2 separate regions of the Homo sapiens genome follow, and region 2 is linked to region 1. A link is a loop called in an ENCODE intact Hi-C map of the cell type or tissue named here. Cell type or tissue: heart right ventricle. All regions are shown on one strand. Links, peaks and the distances in the headings refer to the core of each region. The heading gives the core; the rest is flanking DNA. Region 1 holds the start of SFTPA1 (surfactant protein A1). Region 2 holds the start of SFTPA2 (surfactant protein A2).

Region 1 (11,694 bases), core at 3,695-11,694:
TGCTTCAGGATATTGGTCTGGATGAAGATTTTATGGAGAGACCTCAAAAGTACTGGGAACAAAAACCAAAAATAAGCCAATATGGTTATATCAAACTAAAAAGCTTCTGCACAGAAAAGAAAACAATCAACTGAGTGAAGAGACGGCCTGCAGAGTGGGAGAAATATCCACAAGCTATTCATCCAATAAGGGATTAATATCCTGAATATAAAAGGAACTCAAACAATTCCACAGCAAAACATTCAAATAATCCAATTTAAAAATAGGCAAATGATCTGAACAGACACTTCTCAAAAGAAGACATAAAAATGGCCACGTATATAAATGACACTCAATATCTTTATTCCTAAGATAAATGCAAATGAAACCAAAATAAATTATCTCACCCCAGGTAGACTGGCTTTTATCAATAAGACAAAAAAGAATAAATACTGGTGCGGGTGCAGAGAAAAGGGAACTCATACACTGTTGGTGGAAATGGAAAGTACTACAGCCATTATGGAAAGCAAAATGAAGCTTTCTTGAAAACCTAAAACTAGAACTATCATATAATCTAGCAATCCCACTACTGGGTATTCAAAGAAAAGGAACCCAGTATGTTAAAGAGGTATCTACCCTCCTATGTTTATTGCGGAGCTATTCATAATAGCCAAGATATGGAATCAACCTAAGTGTCTATCAGTGAATGAATGGATTTAAAACATGTAGTAACTAAACACAATGGAATACAGTTCATCCATAAGAAAGAATAAAATTCTGCCATTCATAGCAACATGGGTGAGCCATTATGTTAAGTGAAATAAAGCCAGGAAAAGAAAATTAAACACAGCATGTTCTCACTCATTTGTGGATGCTAAGAAAACTTAGTTAATCTCATAGAAGTAAACATAGAACAGTAAGTAAACAGTAGAACAGAATATATTAGAGGCTGGGAAGATTAAGGGGAATGAGAAATGGGAAAGGTGGGGCAATGGGTACAAAATTACAGCTAGATAGGAGAAATGAGTTGTAGCCTTCTTTAGCGCTGTAGGGTGACCATAGCCAACAAAAAAATTATGTATACTTTCAAATAGCTAAAAGAGAGGATTTTGAATGTTATCAACACAAAACAGTAAGTTTTTGAGGTGATGAATATGCTGCTTACCTTGATTTCATCATTGCACGTTACATACATGTATCAAAATAGTCCACTGTGCCCATATGTATGTAAAATAATTGTGTCAAAAATAACATTTTTTAAATTAAAAAGATAGTAAAGAATATATTACCAGAAGTAAAAACAAACAAACTCCAAGAAAAGACTATAGTTACAATTATATCCCTATGTGTCAATCTGAAAAGATGGCTGGCATATGTAAGAGAAAACACTAATTGTAGAACAGTATATGCAGTATGATCTTATTGGTGCAAAGTAAGAGAATGTGTGTGTGTGTGTCTGCACGTGTGTGTTCCTGAGCCTATTTCTTTGAAGACAGTTGCTGCCACCTGCCAGTTTCAATTCCTCCAAGGTGCAGAATGGGAAAACCTCTCTCCCTCTCCTCAAAACCTCAGTAAAGCATGATGTATTTCTCTGGGGTTTGGAAGGTTCAAAATGTTCAGGGCAGAAAGAAGGGTGACAAGGCTGCATTGGCAAAAATGAAAATAAAAACAAGTAATGTGATTTTTAAGGCAAATTGGATGCTATTTCTAGGCAACAGAAATATATTTACAGTGTTATTCTTTTTAAAAATAAAATGGCATTATTAGAGAGGCATCAATGTAATATATATGTATGTAAACATACAGCACACAATATATGTGTGTGTATATATATGTATATAATGCATACACACATATTTGCTTAGTTTGCTGGCTGCCTCAGCAAAGAAAAGCCTCAACTTCCATCCCCTTCATGTGGCTGAGCTGTCCCTTAGATTCTGACATTATAAGCGATTTTGAAATATATCCATGATTAGTAAATTAATTTGTGCATTCCCTTGTCTTCATGTACAGGTAGAATAAGCATGTTCCTCTGACTCTGGGAAGGTTCTAGCAGAGGACTGAGCTGGAAAGAAGATTTCTGGTAATTCTGGCAATCCATGTAACCCCTGTCATCCTCAGCTGACTGAAGTATGGAATGGGGATTTACTCTCTGTACAACTCATAGAGTGCTGTGATGATCCAAAGTGACAGAAAGATCCAGCAGTCACAGACAGCCTCCTCCTACTGCTAGCACCCAGGGCAGCTGGAAAAGGGGGCAGGGGAAGGGTCCCCTGAGCACTAAGAGAGAGGCCTCAAATATGCAGAGAAGCCCATGCACTGTCCTTAGTGCCTGTACATGGCCTCCACTCTGCACCCCTTTGAAACGGGAGAGTCCCCTGATCCCCCTCACAGGATGCATGACAGGGGTGTGGCTCACCTGTTTGGTTGCCCCACTGCTCAAACCCCTAGGGGGAGCATGCAGATGGGCAGGTTCAGAGGCTGGGGTGAGTGCTTTGGGCTCCAGCTGTTCAGTAGAGTCTAGGGATGGGTGCCTGTAATCCTGGTGTTACAAAACTCTTTCAGTTTTGCATACGCAGGTGGCTTGAGTGTTAATCAGCTCAATGGACCCTCTGCCTTATCCTAAGGGCAGAGGGCCTGTGTGACAGCTTTCTGTATCCCAAGCTTTCACCCAGCATCCTGGAAGAATCAGATCACATGTGGGCTTGAAGGATGAGTGCAAGATTTTATTGAGTGGTGGAGGTGGCTCTCAGTGAGATGGATTGGGGACTGGAAAGGGAAATGGAGTGGGAAGGTGATCTTCCCTTGGAGGCGGGCCATCCAGTAGCTGGTATCTTCTCCGATCGCCCCTGGGCAAACTCCCCTCAGTGTTCAGATGTTCCTCCTCTTCTCTCTCTCTCTGCCACGTCGTTCCACTGTCCATCTGCTTGTCTGCTAGTCTGCTGGTCTGCTTCTGGAGCCTGGGGTTCAAGGTTTATATGGTTGCAGGATAGGGGTTGTGGCAGAACAAAAGGCAACTTTTTGGTCATGAAAACAGAAATGTCTTTTCTCATTTAGGGCCACAGGTCTTCAGGCTTGAGGGTGGGGTCTTTGTTGGGGAGTCACCCTTTTTTTACCCAGTGTGTCACTGTCTCCTGTCATTATCATTCCCCTCCTCTGAAGAGGCACATCTAACTGCCTTTAGAATATGGACGATGACAAGTCTTAGCTACTTCCTGCTGACAGGGGGAGTTTTTTTGGGGAAAATGTCAGTCAGATTCCTCCCAGACGTCTATCTAAAGGTCCCTGACAAAAGGGAGCCATCATCTGAGGCTCTGATTGCCTGATCATCTTGAGTTTGATAACCTCTAAGTGAGAGAGGAAAAAAAAAGTTTTATAAGATTAAGTAGGCATGGGTTAAAATTGTGTATTATACAAGGAAAGAATCTAGTGCCAAAGATTACAGAAATAAGAAGTAAAATATACTAATTACCCTGAAAACACTATTGTACCCCGTGGTATAGAACAGAACAAAGGTAAGAACCACAAGCATAGGCAAGACTACAAAGAGGACATACATGAAATGTTAATTAACACTAACCTTTTGTGATTTTTAGTTTGAGTACCCTGATCTCTTCACAATGGTATTTTGGATGCTCCTCTAGGTTGAAAGAGGTGACTCTGTTGGCTTCCCAGGCCTTTACTTGAGTATAATGAATCCAAGAGTCTATTCTGGTGACCTTGACCTTCACCACCACAGGAGTGAAAAGAAGTACAGTGCAAGGTCCCTCCCAACCAGGGCATATTGAGAGAGAAAGGTAAGGAAGTACCTTTACCAGTACTAGGTCCCCTGGGTTGAATAGAGGTGGGCCTGGTTCGTGGGATTGGGCCTTCAACAGTTGTTTCAGTTCCTGTTGGAAATGGACCAAAGAGGTTATGTGCTTAATTAAAACAAAGGTTTCTTGGTCTAGCAAGAAATCATTCATGAGAAAATGTCATCCATACATAGTCTCAAAGAGACTCAAACCCAGACTTGAAGGAGTGTTTCTGATATATAGCAGGACTATGGAAAGAAGAGTAGTCCAGGGGAGATGAGTCTCCTGAGACAGTTTCTTGAGGTGCCTTTTGATAATATCATTTTTGTCTTTTCTACCTTTCCTGAGGATTGTGGTCTCCAAACACAATGAAGATGGTACTGTATGCCTAGTGCCTTTGAGACCCCCTGGGTGACAGCTGCCTTGAACGAGGGGCCATTATTGCTCTGGAGGTACTTAGGGAGTCCAAAGTGAGGAATTATCTCATTGATTAGTACTATTATCACCTCAGAGGCTTTCTCTGTCTGACATGGAAATGCTTCTACTCAGTTAGTGAAGGTATCTATCCACACTAGGAGGTACTGGATGCCCCTTACCTTTGGCATATGGGTGAAATCCATTTGCCAGTCTTCCCCTAGGTAGCCTTGGAGAAGACACTATTAATTAAGGGGATTGTTTTTAAGGCAGGTCTTGCAAGCATTAACAACCTGTTTAACTGTTTGTATCAGGTTTTTATCTGAGAACAATCTGAGCCAGTCAGTAGGTTTTATCTGTACCTAGGTGGAAGGCCTGGAGAAGGCTTTTAAGAACTTTCCATTGGTTGCCAGCTGGTAGATGAAGCATGCCATCCTAAGAGGTGTCCCATTCTATTTCCATAGGAGAGTATTGAGGTTTTATTTCTCTGATGGGGGCCCTCCAAGATCAGTAAGGCTTCAAGTGGGTCAGAGACCTGGGGCCCCCTTGCTGCTGCTAGCTGCTCAGTCTAGCTAGCTGCTCATAAAGCAGGGTGTGAAATAGTTACTCTGAATGATATTGTTGAGAGCACACCTCTCTCCTCAGGCACAAGTGCTCAACTGGCCAAACTAATTACCCTCATGAGAGCACTTGAATTAGGCAAAGGAAAAACAGTTAACATTTATACTGATTCTAAGTATGCTTTCCTAGTTCTCCACACCCATGCCACTATCTGGAAAGACAGGAACTTCCTCACAGCTAATGGGTATCCCATTAAATGCCATCAGGAAATTAATAGACTATTTTGCTCAGTTTTCCTCCCACAGGAAGCGGCTCAGCCCCTAGCTGCTCAGTCTGCCAGCCCGTTTCCCTCAGCTATTTCATCCATCCCTCTTTGGTGGCCTTTACAATGTATTACTGCCACTTCCTGTGCGTAAGAATCCCCTCGGTTGCTTGAGTGTTTGGGGAGGAGAAAGGAGGAGATAGGTTTAATCCTTTCTTCGCCCAATGCCCTGGTCCCCTCTGACAAGACCAGGCTTAGGTGCTTCACTGAAGTCTGACAGAGCTGAGCTTCAGATTTTGAAACATTATATCCTCTGTTAGCAAGAAAATTAAGAGGAGCCTTACTGCCCTTCTGAGAGATTTCCTCAGTTGGAGTGCAAAAGAGAAGGTCCTCCATGTATTGCAAAACTTTGACCTGAGGATAAAGGAACTTGGAGAGATCTCTCCATAATGCCTGCCCAAACAAGTGGGAGCTGTCTTGGAATCCCTGAGGTAACATTGTCCAGGTTAACAGGGTGGTTTGGTTAGAGGGATCCTCAAATTCAAACAAATACTGGGAGTTGTGGTATAATGGTATGCAGAAGAAGGCATCCTTTAGGTCCAGGAACCATTTAGTTCCCTCAGGTATTTGAGCTAGCAGGGTATACGGATTGGGAATCATTGAATGTATTGGAACCACAGCCTCATTAACAAGGAGGTGGTTCTGAACTAGCCTCCATTTCTAGTTGGGTTTTTGTACCCCCAATATTGGGGTATTACAAGGGCTATTGCAGGGTTTGAGTGGGCCCTCCATCTTCAAGTTATCAATGATGGCTTCTAGTCCTTTCCTAACCTCTAGTTTCAGGGGATATTGTTTCTGGTTAGGAAAGGAGGTGGGATCCTTAAGATGGACCCAGACTGGTATGGTAGTTGTGGCTCTGACAATCTTCCCTAGAGTTGCCCAAACTTCTGGGTTAATATTGGTCTCTACTAGGATGAGACAAAGAGTTTCCCTAGGGGCCATCAGAATGATGGTCCCCACATGGGCCGGAATATCCCTACCCAACAGAGGAGTTGGGCTTTCAGGCATAATTAGAAAAGCTTTGGTGAACAACCCCAGGTACAGCTAAGGGGTTGGAAAAAATATCGGGTTAAAGACCTTCCTGAGATGTCCCTCACAGTCATGCTAAGAGAGGAGAGGGGGCCTGGATTCAAGAGGAGAACTGAGAGACCAGTCCCAGTGTCCAAAAGGAGGTCCACTTTCCTCTCTTCGATTTCCATGATTACCCAGGGCACCTTGATGATAATGGTGGTCTGGACTACAGGAGCCAGGAGAGGAGCCCTGGGACCTGTCAGTCCTGCTGCTGGACCATTTGGAAGACTGGCTCTGGACCTGGTGACCAGCATGCCCAGGAACAGTCCACCCTCCAGTGGTCCCCACTGCAGATTGGACAGGGTTGAGGTAGCTTCCTCATGCTGTCTGAGAAATTCTTGAAATGCCCTGATTTGCCACATCTGTAGCAATTGACAGGTGCACCCTGGGAATTCTGGGGTTTGTGGGCTTGTCTGCTGGCCATTAAAGTCTCTGTCTCTTTCCTGTATTTCCTCTCTCTCTTGTGCCTACCTATCTCTATTATAAAAAACCAAGGTGGGTACTTTCAGAAGGTTCTCTAAAGTACTCTCTTGTCCCAGAGCCTGTTTTGTAGCTTCCTCCTGATATCAGGGGCTGCCTGAGTAGTAAATTTATGCTTTAGGATTGGTTGTCCCTCAGCTGAATCAGGGGATAGACAGGTGTGCTTTACTAAGGCCTCCCTTGGCCTTTCCAGGAAGGCAGTGGGATTTTCATCAAATCCCTGGTCAATCATGGATGATTTAGTATAATTGAGAGGCTTGGTCCTGGTCTTACATAAGCCCTCCATTATGCACACCTGAAAGTGCCTCCTCTTCCAGGCTTCCATCTTGTCATTGGAATCCTATTTAGGGTAATCCATTGATACTGCTTCTCTCCCAGTTGGATAATGTTTGCCCCCTTCCCTGACACTATATGTGATACTAAGCTCATCCCCAAATCTCTCTGCTGCTTGCAGAGCAGCCTGCTTCTCAGTGTCTGTCAAGGTCTGGTTCAAAAGCAACATAATGTCTCTCCAGGAGAGATCAAATATTTGGGTGAAATTCTGGAAAGCCTCTATATATCTGTCGGGGTCATCTGAAAAGTTCCCAAGATCCCCCTTAATTCACTTTAAGTCCTGTAGGGAGGAGGGGAACTGGACCTTACTGGGCCCAAATTCACCAGGCATTGGTTGAAGGGGCAAGAGTGAGGTTGGGGCTTGTCTAGGGTGAGGATTTTTAGGAGGGGGCAAGTGAGAGGCTGAAGCTGAATAGGGAGGTCGAGGTAGACCCAGAGGGGAAGAGCTGGAGGGGGCTGGCTTCTCTGCTTGGGGTGCCTCTGGGATTCATATCTTTAGTTTCCTAGGCTTGCCCCTTGCAGTCCTCCCTGAGATGGCAAGCAGGAGGGCTGTATCAATCCTACACTGTCAGCAAAGGTCTGGATTGCCTTGCAAGGTATAGAAAACCTGCACATATGGGACCTCAGACCATTTGTCTTCATGTATACAGAAAAGGCCTGATCACCGGATACTATCGAAATGAAAGGTTCATTCCTGAGGTCCACCCGGTCCTTCATAATTTGGCCAAACCTTTGTGCAGAGGGCTATGAGGCATTTTTCTTCCAGATTAAGAGGATCAAAGCAGTCCCATTGGTTCTGGATACACTCCAGAGGGGTATAAGCTGGGAGTGGTGAAGAGAGATGGTTGCCTATTCTGAAAGACAGAGAATAGAGGCATGCCTCATTCCCTTCCTTCTTTAGTGAAAACTCAGGGTGTGATGGAGAGAGAAAGCAAGACTGTGGACTCTGAGGTGGCTTGGCATGGGCGCCCAAGGACTGGCAGTGTGAAGAGGATATCCCTGCAGAGGGAAGAAGCCCAACGTGGAGGGTGAGGCCCCGAGGAGAACGAGAAAGATACTGAAGGAGAGCGGACTGGACCGGCGGGGGCAGTGGAGCCTAAGCAGGGGGAGGAGGCTGTGGACACAGCTGAGTGGCCTGGTGTGGGCACTCGGAACTCAGCAGGAACTACAGCAATTCTTAGAGCTAAGAGTGACAAATTTGTGTTGGGAGAACCATCTTCTTAACGACATTCTTTAGATTCACTGGTGCCATGTGCTGGCAAACTGTAACTGTTTCAACATCAAACACACGTAGTGCCCCCTGCAGCCCGCAGGTGGGTGCTCGGCACCCCCTGGTGGTCAGTGGTAGGCCTCACGAACGAGTCCACATTGCTACAAATCAATCAATGGGCAACAGAGACAGTGTGATGAGGAATGGGATCTTTACAATAGCCCCAAAGTGCGTCCTCATAACATAGTCACTGATTAAAACCAGAAAAAGAATGTATTTATGGTAGTGAAGCGTGACACCCACCACCTTAATTCAATGATCAACAAGAACATCATCAATCTTGGGGCAAACTAAAGTCACATGCCGCCCGGTAGAATGGGAGAAGAGCGCAGCAGGATGTCTATCGCATTTCTGCTGAAGTTACAGAACCTGAATCTAATCATGAGCCAATACATTAAAAAAAAAAAAAAAAAAGTGAGGGGCATTCTACACAGTAACTCTCCTGTGATCTTCACACTGTGTTCAGGTCATGAAGGTGAAGGGAAGACAGAGGGCCTTTGTGGGTTTCAGGACCCTGGAGAAGCGTGACAACCGAATACGGCACATGGCTCAGAAATGGATCCTTTGCTATAAAGGACACTATTGGGGCATTGGGTACATTTTGCATAGGGCCTGAAGGCTATTTGGAGTTATTATATCCATGTTAATTTCTTGATTATGGTTATAATGCGAAAATGCCTTTGCATGAAAAACACATTAAAGTATTGGGGTGTTGGGGTTTCATGCTGACAACCTACTTTCATAGGTTCAGGGAAACATATTTGTACCGTGCCTGCAATTCTTCTGTAAATTTGATGTTTCAAGATAATAAAAACAAAAAGGAAACTGAGCCTCAAAATGTTACATAACCTGACTGAGTCCACATGGGTAATAAGTGACAGCTCTGGGTGAAAACTCAGGTGTGCCTTTCCCCTAAAGTCACGCCCTGCCCTGCCAACCACAAGGCCCTGCACATCTGAGTTGGCCTCTGTTCCTGCTCATCACCTGCAAAACAGCCCTGCCTCCCCACAGCCAAGTTGCTGGAGCTGCGCCCCACCTGCCCCCACCCTGCACTGGCCTGACTCCCCCATTCCACACCTGGCCCAGCACCCACCACATGGTGTGGCAGACAGCACTGGGGCAGCTGAAAGACTCCATGCTACAAATTGGCACTGCCCAGCTTCCTGCTTCTGGGAGTGGGGTCCATTGGCTGAGCTTCCGCTCCCTGGAAGAGCTCCAGACTCCTCAATGGTTTGGGATTTTTCAAACCAATTCCAAATAAGCCAGGGGAGATTTTCCTGTCTTGGTTCCCATCATTACCACCTCCACAGTTGGAGATTCCCTCCTAATCCAGATGCTCAAACCAGGACCTCAACAACTAGGGCTTCATATATCACTGGGACACTTAGCATAATCACCATTGCAGGTTGCCAGACATCACCCAAAGTGATGTTCTACCAAAGACAGAAACTGCAGCTCTCCCGTGACCTTCCAGGTGCTGCCCTGACTCCTCCAGCTGAACCTGCTAGGGCAGAGGGAAGTGGAACGTGCAGCATATTTGCCTGCCACTCTGCCCATGTGCCCACCAACTCAGCTGCAGGCTCCAGGGACACAGGCTGGTGGGGGGGCCTGGGGCTCATGGCTGAGCCAGGTCGCAGGACAGACAAGTTGGCCTGGATCAACCTGACCAATCTCAGCTGGAGCAGTGAGTTCTTCATTGTCTGAATCTAAACCAGGAACCCAGTGGGGCTTCCTTAGTGCCTGTGTAAGGGCTCTCGGCTTTCACTGCTAAGGAGCTTGCTAGGGGCAGGGTGGGTGACCTCAGCCAAGGGGGGGATTTCTCTTCTTACAGACCTGGAGTTCCTCTTTCGCAGGTTCTGTGCTCCCCTCAAGGGTCCTTTGAGATCCTCCAGCCTGAGTGCTCTTGGGGAAACATGCTGTGTAAACACTATGCCCATTTCCTGCCTGGAGCACAGGTTTTGTGGTAGGGCTCTCAGGGGTGAGGAGGAAGCCTGGCAGCCCCCACATCTATAAATGCTGCGTCTACCTTACCCTCTGACTTGGAGGCAGAGACCCAAGCAGCTGGAGGCTCTGTGTGTGGGTGAGTTTAGCCCCATCCCCTAGGTGTTCTCCAGCTTGAGGATCGCAGGCAGAGAGGACCAGCCCAGCAGCCACAGGCCTGACCAAAGCCCAGGCTGGGAAGGAGGGCAACTCCCCATTTTCCACTGGGAGGTGTTTCACAGCACAGTCAACATAGGTGACCTGCAAAGATCCTCATGTTTGTTATTTTCTTTGGCCAGATCCATCCCTACAGGGTTCAGCAGGGCCTACAGGAGGGGCAGTGAGAGAACAGACCCCAAAAAGAAAGGGGACTCCATGACTGACCACCTTGAGGGGGGCCAGGCTGCGGGCCCCGTTCATCTTTTTTCATTCTCAGGTCGCTGATTTCTTGGAGCCTGAAAAGAAAGTAACACAGCAGGGATGAGGACAGATGGTGTGAGTCAGTGAGTGAGTGACCTGACTAATAGCCTGGGAGGGACAGGGCAGGTTTTCTGCAGAGCACGGAAGATTCAGCTGAAGTCAGAGAGGTGAAGCCAGTTTCCCAGGGTAACATAGTGAGGCACTGAAAGAAAGGAGACTGCACTGGAGCCCAGGTCCCCGGGCTCCCCAGAGCTCCTTACTCTTCCTCCTCCTCAGCAGCCTGGAGACCCCACAACCTCCAGCCGGAGGCCTGAAGCATGAGGCCATGCCAGGTGCCAGGTGATGCTGGGAATTTTCCCGGGAGCTTCGGGTCTTCCCAGCACTCTGGTCTCGCCCGCCCTGCCTCTCGGGCTCTGCCCAGCTTCCTGAGTCCTGACAGAGCACAGTGGGGGAGATGTTGGCAGAGGTGGCAGATGGGCTCACGGCCATCCCTCCTGCAGGAGCAGCGACTGGACCCAGAGCCATGTGGCTGTGCCCTCTGGCCCTCAACCTCATCTTGATGGCAGCCTCTGGTGCTGTGTGCGAAGTGAAGGACGTTTGTGTTGGAAGCCCTGGTATCCCCGGCACTCCTGGATCCCACGGCCTGCCAGGCAGGGACGGGAGAGATGGTCTCAAAGGAGACCCTGGCCCTCCAGGTACTGTGCTGCAGACCCCACCCTCAGCTGAGGGACACAGACCCCTTTTCAGGAGGCCCATCTGTCCAGGCCCCTAGGCTGTGGGCCATAGTGAGCTGGGGGCTATAGTAAGCTGGGTGGGACTTCAGTCTGCAGGGCTGGTGGGTTCCTGGGGCCCTTATGATGGCGCATCCTGGAGAGTCTGTCCTCATAGTGCCCACGGAGTGATAGAGTGATAGCTGAGCCAGCCCTGGTGATAATGGGCATCGAGTCTCACTAGCTCCAACCAGTTGTGGGTGACAGATCCTACACATCCATGTCTCTTTTCTCTGCAGGCCCCATGGGTCCACCTGGAGAAATGCCATGTCCTCCTGGAAATGATGGGCTGCCTGGAGC
Region 2 (12,901 bases), core at 2,891-10,890, 52 kb before region 1:
GGCACAAGGAGCAATGAGATGGAGGGGAAATCAGAGTGGAAAGAGCCAGCCATCTTAACTACAGTCAAGTGCTGCACGAGGACATTTCAGTCAATGACAGACCATGTGGGACCCTGATGGTCAGGCAGGGGCACATGACAGGCAGGCGGCAGGGGCAGGAAGGACTAGCAGCTCTTCCCTGGCTAGCAGCGGGGGTTCTGCCTCCACCTGCCTCCCCAGGACAGAAGCCAGATGAGCTGGACCATGATGGTCCCTTCAGATTATCATACCATATTTTTCCCGTACCTTTTCTGTGGTTAGGCATGTTTAGATAGACAAGTACTTGCCATGGTGTTACAATTGCCTAGCATATTCTGTACTGTAACACGCTGCAATGGCTTGTAGCCTAGAAGCGATAGGCTATACCAGGCAGCCTAGGCATATAGTAGGCTCTACCATCTAGTTCTGTGTAAGTACACCTGATGACGTTTGCACAACAACAAAGTCACATAAGGATGCATTTCTCAGAACACATCCCTGTCATTAAGCAATGCATGACTGCATTTGCACTTAAAATCGCTTACTTTTGCAAAGTCTGTAAAAACATATTACCATGTCAAACATTGTTAAAGCCTCTCCCACCACGGCCTTGTAAGGAGCCCATGCAAGCAAGAGGCCCTGCAGTTTCCTGGTGAATCCATCTCTACTGACAGCATTTGAAAGATGATTCTGGTAGAGAGAAATACAGTTGCTGTCAGATCTCTAGCTGGAATGGCTTGTCAGAATGTGGTACCCCAGTGGGAGACAGAACCCAGGAAAAAAGGTACTAGTAGGCTGGTATTTATTGATACATCTGTAATTCTAGTACCACCCTCCTATTAAAGAAAATTCAAACAATCCAAAGGAATGCAGGGAAAGAGAAAAAAGAAACAACAAGAAAGCATATTGTACATGATATTCAAAATTTCAGTGGTGTGACCTGTTTGCTGACTAGTTAGAATCTCGGAAAAGGTCCTAGAGGGTCTCCCTGTCACAAGCATTGACCAATTTTTTGCCAGATCAGAAGAAGGTCAGGGGTGGGGGCACTGTGGGGGTCTCAGGGGAGTGGCTATTTACCAAGAAGGATGGAAGAATTCCAACTTGTAATAATTGATAGGGTTTTACCGATGTGTTCTAGAGCCTGCTGCTGGTTGTGTGGCCACATGGCTGGAGTTAGAGTCCCAGCTCTGGCAGAGGAGGCCTGGGTGAGGTTTGCAGGGGCTGAGTTCCTCTAGCTCAGGCCGTATAAGTAGCACAAATTCAACTTTTTATATTTATATTAATACTTACGATTTTTATATTAACGCTGTCCCCTATATAACCAAGTGTTTTCAGTCACAGTTCTTTGAGATGAGTGTTTATTTGAAGCTGGAGCCTTTATTTGCTCACAGTCGCTGTTTCCTAACAAATAATACTCCAGCACCCACCTAACAGGTCCTCTGGAATTAGTAGACTTGAAAGCATCAGTAACACACCACGTGGTTTCAGAAGACCCTACCTACAGTTGGGAATCTGACAGGTGCATGATGTGGACTCCCCACAGGGCTCACAGGTCAAGGAACACGTGCTCCCCACCAGCAGAAGGCAGGCACTGGACTGGTGCATGTGGAGTGGGGCCCTGTTGCCTTGTAGGTGTGGGACATTTCAGCATGGGTCAAGTGTTCCCCACACCAGTCCCTCTGCCAGGGCCTCATGTGGACCACCCTAATTTATTGCCTTTTCAGCTCAATGAGGTAGATACTGTTGGCATCTCCTGTTTACAGACTGGAATCTGAGGCTCCAAGAGGCTTAGGGACATGCCCAGTGGCCTGCCCATGCTGGAGTCCCTCTGTCTTCTCCAGAGCCTACCCTTGCCCCCTGCACTGCTGCCCGGTGTCCTTGTCCATGTCAGAGTCTGCTGTCCCCTCCTCACTGTGTGCTTCCCGCCTCTAGGCTGGCACAAGGTAGCTACTTGGGAAATACTGGCGAAAGTTGGAACAAATGAATGAAGGAAGGAATGAAGTCTACATGGTCGAGGAAGTTGGGTGGCACAGGCTCAGGCCATATTTTGGAATAGTCGAGCCTTCTTGAAATCTAATGTCTGCCCCCACTTGACTGTTTCACGCAATTCCTTAAATTGTGACTATAGCGAAAAAAAGAGATGATCAATCCTGAGGTGATGATTTCCCTTAATAGCCCCTTGAGATATGACCCCGAAGGCTCAGCTGGAGCTGCAGGGAGATGCCAACTGCATTGTTCACTGCCAGCCTGTAGGCTCAGAAGGGGGTGTTGGCAGAGAAGGAACCTCCCAGCCCAGGAGTCAGACTTTCCACTGGGAGCAGCCTGGGAAGCTTGCAGTCAGCTGAAAGTTCTCTCCCAAAACAGCATATGTGGCAGGTGCGTTCCCTAACTCCTGCAAGGTGACTTCAGAGCAGCTTATCTGGCTTCTGTCCTGGGGAGGCAGCTGGAGGCAGAACCCCAGCTGCTAGCCAGGGAAGAGCTGCTAGCCCTTCCTGTTCCTGCTGCCTGCCTGTCCTATGCCTCTGCCTGAGCACAGCTTTGTCTGGAGATCCTAAGCCCTGGCAGGGCTTTGTGCATGTGGTTCTAAAGGTGTCTGAAGCCCACTTCCCCAGAGAAAGAGACAGACACCATGAGAAGCTCCTCTGCCCAAGGCACCATTCCTGCTTTGACAGATACTCACACTCCAGAAGGCTTGTCGGAGGCATGCCAGCCACATTTGGTCCTTTCCTTTGCTCCGGTCCCTTTGTCTTACCTTGCCATCCTCCCTATTTATTCATGGAAACACCGCTGGAAGCCCCCAGGAGAAGACTCATGCTAGGCTGGGTGGATGCAGGGCAGCTGCAGTAGGTGGAAATGAAGCAAACCTAGAAGATTCCTACCCCAGGCTCCTGGATGTCCTGCTGAGGGGAGGGCCAGAGTGTGTTTGAAATACCAGCCTCATTCGTGCTCATACACAACATGCTTCAGTGGCCCTGCTCACCATACACCATACACCATCCACAGAGCTCAGGAAAGACATCACATTCATTCGTGAGCCCAAAGGCATTGGGGTACAAGCCTGATGGGGTACAAGCTAAATATTGTCACATGCCACTAACCACAGGAAGTGTCTCCTGCCTCACCCAAAGACTCTGCTTGTCCAGGCCCCTACAGGTAGAGTTGCCAGGTAAAATGCAGAGCACCCTGTGGAATGTGAACTTCAGATAAACATTGAATAAATTTTTGGAATAAGCGTGTCCCAAATACTGCATACGACTCACTGAATAAACTACCTGTGTATCTGATATTCAAATTAACTGGGCATCCTATATTTTTATTTTCTTTTTATTTTCTTTTTTTTTTTTTTTTTGAGACAGAGTCTTGCACTGTCACTGGGGCTGGAGTGCAGTGGCACCATCTCGGCTCATTGCAACCTCTGCCTCCCAGGTTCAAGTGATTCTCCTTGCCTCAGCCTCCCAAGTAGCTGGGATTATAGGCACCTGCCACCATGCCCCGCTAATTTTTTTTATATTTTTAGTAGAGATAGGGTTTCACTATGTTGGTCAGGCTGGTCTCAAACTCCTGACCTCGTGATCCACCTGCCTCGGCCTCCCAAAGTGCTGGGGTTACAGGCGTGAGCCACTGCACCCAGCCTATATTTTTATTTTCTAAACCCAGCAACCCTAAGATTATTGAGCCATCACCGGTGTAGATAATTGAGGAATAACTAATAGCTATTGTCCATGACTCATTGTTTGGTTCCATAGGCTTCTAACTAAAAAAAAAAAAAAATCTTACCTGGACTATTACATAATGACAGCTGTTCAGGGAAGTCCCCCAGCATCTACTCCTACAGATCTCAGGCACATCTTTGGTATATTCACCAGAATGATCTTTCTATGAGAAAAATATGACAAGTTCAGGCCTAAATTCAATATTCCTTTACAGTTTCCTGTGTCTCTCATGAAAAACAAAAACAAAAGCTTACTGTGTTCACAAAGGCTTTGTCCCTGGAGCCCTCCACAACCCTCCTGCCTCACAATGGTTCACCGTAGGTTTCATGGCAGATGAAAGAGAGCGAACCAGAGAAGGTCAGTGTGCATTCACATCCCAGGCCCAAGATGGGAGGAGGGAAGGGGTGCCCGGCTCAGTCCTTTCTCCTCCCTCCTTAACTGAGCTCCTGGGGTGGAGCTAAGAAATGAGATGGAAAAAATATAAATGTCATAAAAGGACAGATCAAATTTCCATCCTTCATAAATATAACTATTTATCTATAAAATATAAAAGAATCACTGGCTGGGCAAGGTGGCTTATGCCTGTAATCCCTGCACTTTGGGAGGCCGAGGCAGGAGGATCACTTAAGGTCAGTTCAAGACCAGCCAGGCCAACAGGGTGAAACCCTGTCTCTGCTAAAAATACAAAAATTAGCCAGGCGTGGTGGTGCACACCTGTAATCCCAGCTACTTGGGAGGCTGAGGCAAGAAAATCACTTGAACCCGGGAGGCAGAGGTTCCAGTGAGCCAAGATTGTGCCACTGCACTCTAGCCCAGGCAACAAAGAGAGACTCTGTCTCAAAAATAGAAATAAAAAAATAAAAGAATCAATTATCTTAGAAGTATTAATATTAGGAAAAAAATGAGAATCCAAAAAGATGGTTGGGTATAAGATGAATAAAAAATAAATCAAGAGTTTTTCTCATAAACCAGCAATAGTTAATTTAAAATATGATAAAATAGTAACAATAGCAAATAAATGCATAAAGAAAGTAAAAATAATCCTCCCAAGAAATGAGAAGACATAAATTTTCAGAGTCTTATTTACTTATGAAGTTCGGAATACACACGGTCCTGGATTTATGGAGGCTTGACTTAAAATTTATAGACTTCACATTGGTCCAAAAGCGATGTGAATTCAGGAGAAGCCACACTTCAGGTACACATACAACCATTCATTCACCTCCAGTACAGTAGCCAATAAATTCCATGAGATAGTCAGCACCCTATTATAAAATAGACCTTGTGTTAGATAGTTTTGCCTAACTGCAGGCTAACATAGGGTTCTGGGCATGGTTAAAGTAGTCTAGGCTCAGCTATGATGTTTGGTAGGTTAGATGTATTAAATGCATTTTCCATTTAAGATATCATTTTGCAATGTGTTTATCAGGACCTAACCACATCATAAGTCAAGGAACATTTGTACATGCTTCTCCTTGTTTTTCTCTTAATTTACGGGAAGGCTCAATAATGTGTGTGCTGGGTCCCAAGCACATGTGGAATGGTGACCAGATTAAAAATTATCATTCAGAAAAGAATCAGAAATTATTCCCCTCATTCTCATCTGATTTTGTGGGTCTTGATCCAGAGCTTGCCTCTGCCCAAGAAAAGCAGTAAATCCACGAGAGAGAGTGTTCGCAGGTGTGAGGGTGGGAGTAGTGGGAGCCTTTCTGGAGGTGGGACACATACGTGGCTGCCTCCTCAAGCAATTGGGGACATTGTCTCAATCCTGCACAGCCCTGGGGTATGGGGCAGTGGTCCCATTTCAAGCCGACATGAGACTAGGATGGCTCACTGAGGCCTGGAACTGAGCCCTGAGTGCCAACATCACTGCTGGGCTGCAGAAATCATTCAGGTGGCTGCGCAGAGGACGGAAGGCATTATATCCCCACCCACAAATGCACCACATGGATTCAAGATGCCCATGTGTTCTTCCAAATGGTGTCTGTAGCTCCCCAACCTCCAGCAGCATCATAGCGAGGAGAGCAGGTTGCCCCTCCCATCAAACAAAGAAAGCACATCCTGAGATTGAATTTTCCAATCTTGAGGAAAGTGGGGGCTCAGAGCCAGAGTTCATTTCATTTACAAAAACAGAAATGTGATGTTTCTTGGAACCAAAGCTATGGAAACTCATGTGAACACACTAACGATTTATTATGCTTAAATCATCTTTATTCAGCTCAGGGGTGGGGTGGCTGGGAGCATGAACTTCAGGTCCAGGAAGATGGGTTTGGATCCAGTCTTTGCCATTTGCTCTCTGAAATAACACTCAAAACATTTCACTCCTCTAAGCTTCAGTGTCCTTATAAAAAATTGGGTAAACAATACTGGTCCCGTGACATTGTGTAAAGATTGAATAGTACATAATAAACTGTATTAAAAGATTTTGTCAAGGTGTGTGGCACATGGTATGTGCTCGGTCAATAGCCTTTGTGTGTAGTAACGGCTCTGGTAGTAATTTTGCTAGCTGGAGAGATGGTAATAATTGTGACAGCAACAAGTATTTTTATCCCCATTTCACAGATGAAGATATAGGCTCAGGGAAAATAAATAAATATCCCCAAGAGTCACCGGGTACTGTGCCCACCCCAAGACACATCCTAAGACCTGGCACATGTTAATTTTAATGATTATCTGGGTGAATGTATTAATAAAAGGGGAAAGTGGAGCCGGTGGCATGGGGGGTGGTGTGAATGCCCACCGAGGTCTGAAGTGGGGTGCAGATTTGTTCATCAGCAGAAAGTTACTCGGGTCATGTCTGCAGTGGGGGGCTCTTCCCTAGAGGCCTTGGCCGGCTGCCTCCAGGTCAGGGGGCTGAGTTGGCATCCAAAGACTCAAAGGAGTGAATCGTACATGTCAGTCACAGGGTTGGCTTGGGCACCACCGTGCTGGGGCACCACTGGGCCCTCTGACCACCTGGAGAGCCTGACCAGGCCTGCCACAGAGACCTCAGAGTGCCAGAGAATCTCCACTGTGTCCTTAGCTCCACACAGTCAGGGCTTCCCTGAAATCTGCCTCTCTCTGTCATTATGCTTGGCCGGTACTGCTCATCCTGATGGCACTGGGCAGGCAGTGGGCTGCAGAGGCAGAGCTGAGGGGACCAGGAGGCAGGCACTCTGTGTGACTTTGGAGGATCCTTCTACCCCAAGGCCTCACTGCTGCCATCTGTAAGTGAAGGAACTGGACCAGATGGGGAATAAGGAGGCCTCCATCTCATGCCAAAGGCCAAGGCTAGGAGTGGCTGCCTGGGGTGCAGTGCTGGGATGGTTTGCAAGGGGAGTGTCAAGGCTGGTCAGTGATTATGGGGAAGAGTCAGGGCCCATCAGGGGAATGAAGTGGCTAAGGGTGCCTCCAGCTCTAATAGCCACAAGTGAATTCTGTTGAAAGGGAGTTCTAGCATCTCACAGACCAAGTGGATCCTGGGGATGGAAACTGAAGGCCAGACAGGATCCTCCCTGTCCCATGGCCTAAATGCCTCTCAGAACTCACAGATGGTCAGTCGGGAGTACAGGCAGTTCCTGTCATTCCACTGCCCATCTGTGTACATCTCCACACACTGCTCTTTTCCCCGACCTGCAGGCTCCCCTCGGTACCAGTTGGTGTAGTTTACAGGGGTCCCATCTGAGTAGCGGAAGTCTCCAGGGCTGGGACCCTCAGTCAGGCCTACATAGGCATATGTGTTGTACTTCTTCACGAAGCTTGCAATGGCCTCATTTTCCTCTGGATTCCTTGGGACAGCAATGCGGCCGCCTGCTCTGGCACATGCCTCCTGAATGGCATCAAAAGTGATGGACTGCCCATTGCTGGAGAAGACCTTCTCTCCTACTGTCATTATGGAGCCCTGCAGACTGAGGGCTGAGAGCAGAGGAGTCCAGGTCAGGCCACTGACCACTTTGTCTCTAAGCCACCTCCCTCACCTAGGGTCTCTGCTACCAGATTCTCCCCAGTCTCTCCATCTCTGCCTCTCTCTGTGTCTTCTCTTCCTCTTCCAATTGCAGTTTTCTAAATTCACTTTTAGACTCTCCTCCATTTATTCATTCATCTAAGTAACAATTACTTATTGCCAGAAATGGTGCAATTTCCTAGGATTCAGTGGAAAGCAAGACAGGCAGAGAACTTGCTTTCTTATGAAATGGGGAGTGAATTGTGTCTGCTTGTCTCCTCTTGGCCATTCAAAGACATCAGAAAAGCAAGCATCATTCCTTTCCCCAACACCTGCATGTGCACGCTTGTTTGTCATCTCTATTCTAGAAGGTGGTGCTGAGAATGAGGGGAATTTGTGGGAAACTCCTACCCCGTGAGGCCCAGGGGGTCCCCTTACCTCCCCTTGTCTGCAGGATTTGATGTCTGAAGTCGTGGAGTGTGGCTTGGAGCTCCTCATCTAGATGAGCTGGAAGCCCTGTGGAGAGTGCCCCACACAGAAGGAGGGGCAGGCCAGTGAAGACTCCCACTTGCTGCCACGCAGGCGTTTTGCCATCTGCAATCCTGGAACTCTGCCCTTTCATTGCTGTTAGGCACCACCCAGACCCTAGGCTCAGAGGGTCCACGAGATTCCAGTGTGTCTCCACACCCCGTGGTCCCCTATTCTTTAGTGAAGCCTTGCCCCTGCTGAGACCCCCACCCCTTGTCCTCTTTCCTGCTCTGTCCCTCGAGGGGTTCTGTCTGCCCGCCTCTGTGGGGCAAGTCCCTCTCCCGCACCCTCCACCAAGGGCAAGCATGATGCTCTCTGCACTGCCCTGATGGACTTGCTTACCGCTCTGAGCTTCAAAGTTCCCCTCTGTCTGTGGGGCTCCTGATCACACCATCTGCCTGGATGCCTCGTCCGCATTCACCCTTCAGACTGCCCCCAGGGCCTCCATCCCAGGACATGCCTCCCCTGCCTCCCAGTGCTGTCCCTCGTCCCACACCTGACTCAGTGTGTCCCCATCAGCGGTCATGAGGCACGGAGGACTTCCCACACCTGCCCTTCTCTGAATTGTGACCACACTCCCCAGACACCTCGGCTTTCTCCCTCAAATTCATATTCTCTTACTTAGGTTGAGCCAAATGCCCTTGGGGAACCTGCAGGGTTTGTCTGACCCCCATCACCCCTGTGTAACTGACTTCAGGTCGCTGTGCCCATGTTTCCACTGCCCACCTGCCCCGCCCTGCTCACCTGGAGGGCCTCTCTCGCCAGCCTCCCCCTTCTCTCCACGCTCTCCAGGGACACCAGGGGCTCCAGGCAGCCCATTATTCCCAGGAGGACATGGTGTTTCTCCAGGCGGACCCATGGGGCCTGCAGAGAAAAGAGACATGGATGTGTAGGATCTGTCACCCACAACTGGTTGGAGCTAGTGAGACTCGATGCCCATTATCACCGGGGCTGGCTCAGCTATCACTCCGTGGGCACTATGAGGACAGACTCTCCAGGATGCGCCATCATAAGGGCCCCAGGAACCCACCACCCCTGCAGACTGAAGTCCCACCCAGCTTACTATAGCCCCCAGCTCACTATGGCCCACAGCCTAGGGGCCTGGACAGATGGGCCTCCTGAAAAGGGGTCTGTGTCCCTCAGCTGAGGGTGGGGTCTGCAGCACAGTACCTGGAGGGCCAGGGTCTCCTTTGACACCATCTCTCCCGTCCCTGCCTGGCAGGCCGTGGGATCCAGGAGTGCCGGGGATACCAGGGCTTCCAACACAAACGTCCTTCACTTCGCACGCAGCACCAGAGGCTGCCATCAAGATGAGGGTGAGGGCCAGAGGGCACAGCCACATGGCTCTGGGTCCAGTCGCTGCTCCTGCCGGAGGGATGGCCGTGAGCCCATCTGCCACCTCTGCCAACATCTCCCCCACTGTGCTCTGTCAGGACTCAGGAAGCTGGGCAGAGCCCGAGAGGCAGGGCGGGCGAGACCAGAGTGCTGGGAAGACCCGAAGCACCCGGGAAAATTCCAAGCATCACCTGGCACCTGGCATGGCCTCATGCTTCAGGCCTCCGGCTGGAGGTTGTGGGGTCTCAAGACTGCTGAGGAGGAGGAAGAGTAAGGAGCTCTGGGGAGCCCAGGGACCTGGGCTCCAGTGCAGTCTCCTTTCTTTCAGTGCCTCACTATGTTACCCTGGGAAACTGGCTTCACCTCTCTGATTTCAGCTGAATCTTCCATGCTCTGCAGAAAACCTGCCCTGTCCCTCCCAGGCTGTTAGAAGGAAGGATGAGGTCACTCACTCACTGACTCACTCCATCTGTCCCTCATATGCCCAGTTACCTTCTTTTCAGGCTCCAAGAAATCAGCGACCTGAGAATGAAAAGAGATGAATAGGGCCCACAGCCTGGACCCTTCAAGGTGATCATCGGGGGGTGATGACCCTCTCACAGTCAGTGATGAGGTCTTCCTTCCTCTTGGGGTCTGTTCTCCCACTCCCCCTGCTTAGGCCCTGCTGAGTCCCTGGTAGGGATGGATCTGGCCAAGGAAGATATCAAAGCATGAGGGTCTTTGTAGGTCATCCATGTTGACCATGCTGTGAAACACCTCCCAGTGGAAAATGGGGAGTTGCCCTCCTTCCCAACCTGGGCCTTGGTCAGGCCTGTGGCTGCTGGGCTGGTCCTCTCTGCCTGCGATCCTCAAGCTGGAGAACACCTAGGGGATGTGGCTAAACTCACCCACACACAGAGCCTCCAGCTGCTTGGGTCTCTGCCTCCAAGTTAGAGCATAAAGGTGGACAACAGAATTTATAGCATGTGGGCTGCCAGGCTTCTTCCCCACCCCTGAGAGCTCTACCACAAAACCTGTTCTCCAAGCAGGAAATAGGCATAGTGTTTACACAGCACATTTCCCTGCAGAACACTCAGGCTGCAGGAATACTTAGGACCCTTGAGGGGAGCACAGAACCTGGTAAAGAAAAATACCAGGTCTGTAAGAAGAGAAATGCCTCACTGGCTAAGGTCACCCACTCTGCACTCAGGGAGCTCCACTGGGTTCCTGGTTTAGTTTCAGACAATGAAGAAGTCACTGCTTCAGCTGAGGTTGGTCAGGTTGATCCAGGCCAACCTGTCTGCCCTGTAACCTTGCTCAGCTCTGAGCCCCAGGACCCCCAGCCAGTGTCTCTGGAGCCTGCAGCCGAGTTGGTGGGCACATGGACAGAGTGGCAGGCAAATATGCTGCACGTTCCACTTCCCTCTGCCCTAGCAGGTTCAGCTGGAGGAGTCAGGGCAGCACCTGGAAGGTCATGGGAGAGCTGCAGTTTCTGTCTTTGGTAGAACATCACTTTGGGTGATGTCTGGCAACCTGCAATGGTGATTATGCTAAGTGTCCCAGTGATATATGAAGCCCTAGTTGTTAGGGTCCTGGTTTGAGCATCTGGATTAGGAGGGAATCTCCAACTGTGGAGGTGGTAATGATGGGAACCCAGACAGGAAAATCTCCCCTGGCTTATTTGGAATTGGTTTGAAAAATCCCAAACCATTGAGGAGTTTGGAGCTCTTCCAGGGAGCGGAAGCTCAGACAACGGACCCCACTCCCAGGAGCAGGAAGCTGGGCAGTGCCAATTTGTAGCATGGAGTCTTTCAGCTGCCCCAGTGCTGTCTGCCACACCATGTGGTGGGTGCTGGGCCAGGTGTGGAATGGGGGAGTCAGGCCAGTGCAGGTTGGGGGCAGGTGGGGCGAAGCTCCAGCAACTTGGCTGTGGGGAGGCAGGGCTGTTTTGCAGGTGATGAGCAGGAACAGAGGCCAACTTGGATGTGCAGGGCCTTGTGGTTGGCAGGGCAGGGCATGGCTTTAGGGGAAAGGCACACCTGAGTTTTGACCCAGAGCTGTCACTTATTAACCAGGTGGCCTTGGTCAGTTTCATTTTTCATTTTATTATTCTGAAACAACATCAAAATTACAGAAAAATTGCCAGTATCGTACGACTTTTTTTTCCCCTGAACCTATGAGAGTAGGTTGTCAACATGAAACCCCAACACCCCAATACTTTAATGTGTTTTTCACGCAAAGGCATTTTTGCATTATAACCGTAATCAAGAAATAAACACGGATACAATAACTCCAAATAGCCTTCAGGCCCTATGCAAAATGTACACAATGCCCCAATAGTGTCCTTTATAGCAAAGGATCCGTTTCTGAGCCATGTGCCTTATTCGGTTGTCACGCTTCTCCAGGGTCCTGAAACCCACAAAGTCCCTCTGTCTTCCCTTCACCTTCATGACCTGAACACAGTGTGAAGATCACAGGGGAGTTACTGTGTAAAATACCCCTCACTTTGTTTGTTTGTTTGTTTGTATTGCCTTACAGTTAGATTCAGGTTCTGTAACTTCGGCAGAAATACCATCGACACCCGGCTGCGCTCTTCTCCCATTCTACCCGGCAGCATGTGACTTTAGTTTGCCCCAAGACTGATGATGTTCGTGTTGATCATTTAATTAAGGTGGTGGGTGTCACAATTTGCCACTGCAAATTTATTCTTTTTCTGATTTTAATCAGTGACTATGTTGTGGGGACGCACTTTGGGACTATTGTAAAGATCCCATCCCTCATCACGCTCTTTGTTGCCCTTTGATTGATTTGTAGCAATGTGGACTCGTGAGTGAGGCTTGCCACCGACCGCCAGGGGGAACCATGCACTCGCCTGCGTGCTGCAAGGGACACTATCCGAGTTTGATGTTGAGACAGGTACAGTTTACCAGCACATGGCACCAGCAAATCTAAAGAATGTAGTTAAGAAACACAAGCTTGTCATTCTTAGCACTAAGAATTGCTGCAGTCCCTGCTGAGTTCCGAGTGTCCAAGCCAGGCCACTCTGCCGCGTCCACAGCCTCCTCCCCCTGCTCAGGCCCCATTGCCCTGGCCGGTCCGCTCTCCTTCAGTGCCCTTCTCACTCTCCTAGGGGCTTCAACCCCCATGCTGGGCCACCTCCCTCTGCGGGGACATCCTCTTCACACTGCCAGGCCCTGGGTGCCCACGCGAAGCCACCTCAGAGTCCACAGTCTCACTGCACTCCGAGTCCCACTCCCTGTGGCAGGACCCCCTCCTCACCCAGTGTGACTGAAACCAGGAAGACGACGCTTTTTAAGACTGAAGGGGCACAGAGTGGGAGCCATGCACCGCCCTAAGAACAGCCCACGGGGGTCTCTGCAGATTCGAGACCTCTCTCTCAGTGCTC

What was found. Peaks named below come from ENCODE experiments on the same cell type or tissue, not always from the same donor. Only the 100,000 strongest peaks of a DNase experiment are listed, where the experiment ranks them.
Region 2: a loop joins it to region 1, with 2.5 times the contacts of the local background. A loop is called at or near these places in 17 of 110 quality-filtered maps.

What each region holds. Positions count from the first base shown.
Region 1 is chr10:79,600,679-79,612,372 of GRCh38, forward strand. It overlaps SFTPA1 (surfactant protein A1), which reads left to right and starts at 10,261. Exons shown (of 6, transcript NM_005411.5): 1 at 10,261-10,304; 2 at 10,641-10,711; 3 at 11,125-11,319; 4 at 11,634-11,694. The coding sequence starts at 11,148. LOC124902469 (a long non-coding RNA gene) reads right to left here and starts at 3,932. Exons shown (of 2, transcript XR_007062215.1): 1 at 3,560-3,932; 2 at 2,680-2,939. In heart right ventricle, for the core only: a CTCF peak has its summit at 8,301 (motif pointing left); no DNase peak of the experiment used is centred there.
Region 2 is chr10:79,549,961-79,562,861 of GRCh38, forward strand. SFTPA2 (surfactant protein A2) reads right to left here and starts at 10,447. Exons shown (of 6, transcript NM_001098668.4): 1 at 10,404-10,447; 2 at 10,009-10,038; 3 at 9,352-9,546; 4 at 8,926-9,045; 5 at 8,092-8,169; 6 at 5,892-7,625. The coding sequence starts at 9,523. The coding sequence ends at 7,249. RefSeq lists enhancers at 6,829-7,329, 12,128-12,641. In heart right ventricle, for the core only: no CTCF peak of the experiment used is centred there; no DNase peak of the experiment used is centred there; H3K27me3 peaks cover 1,188 bases.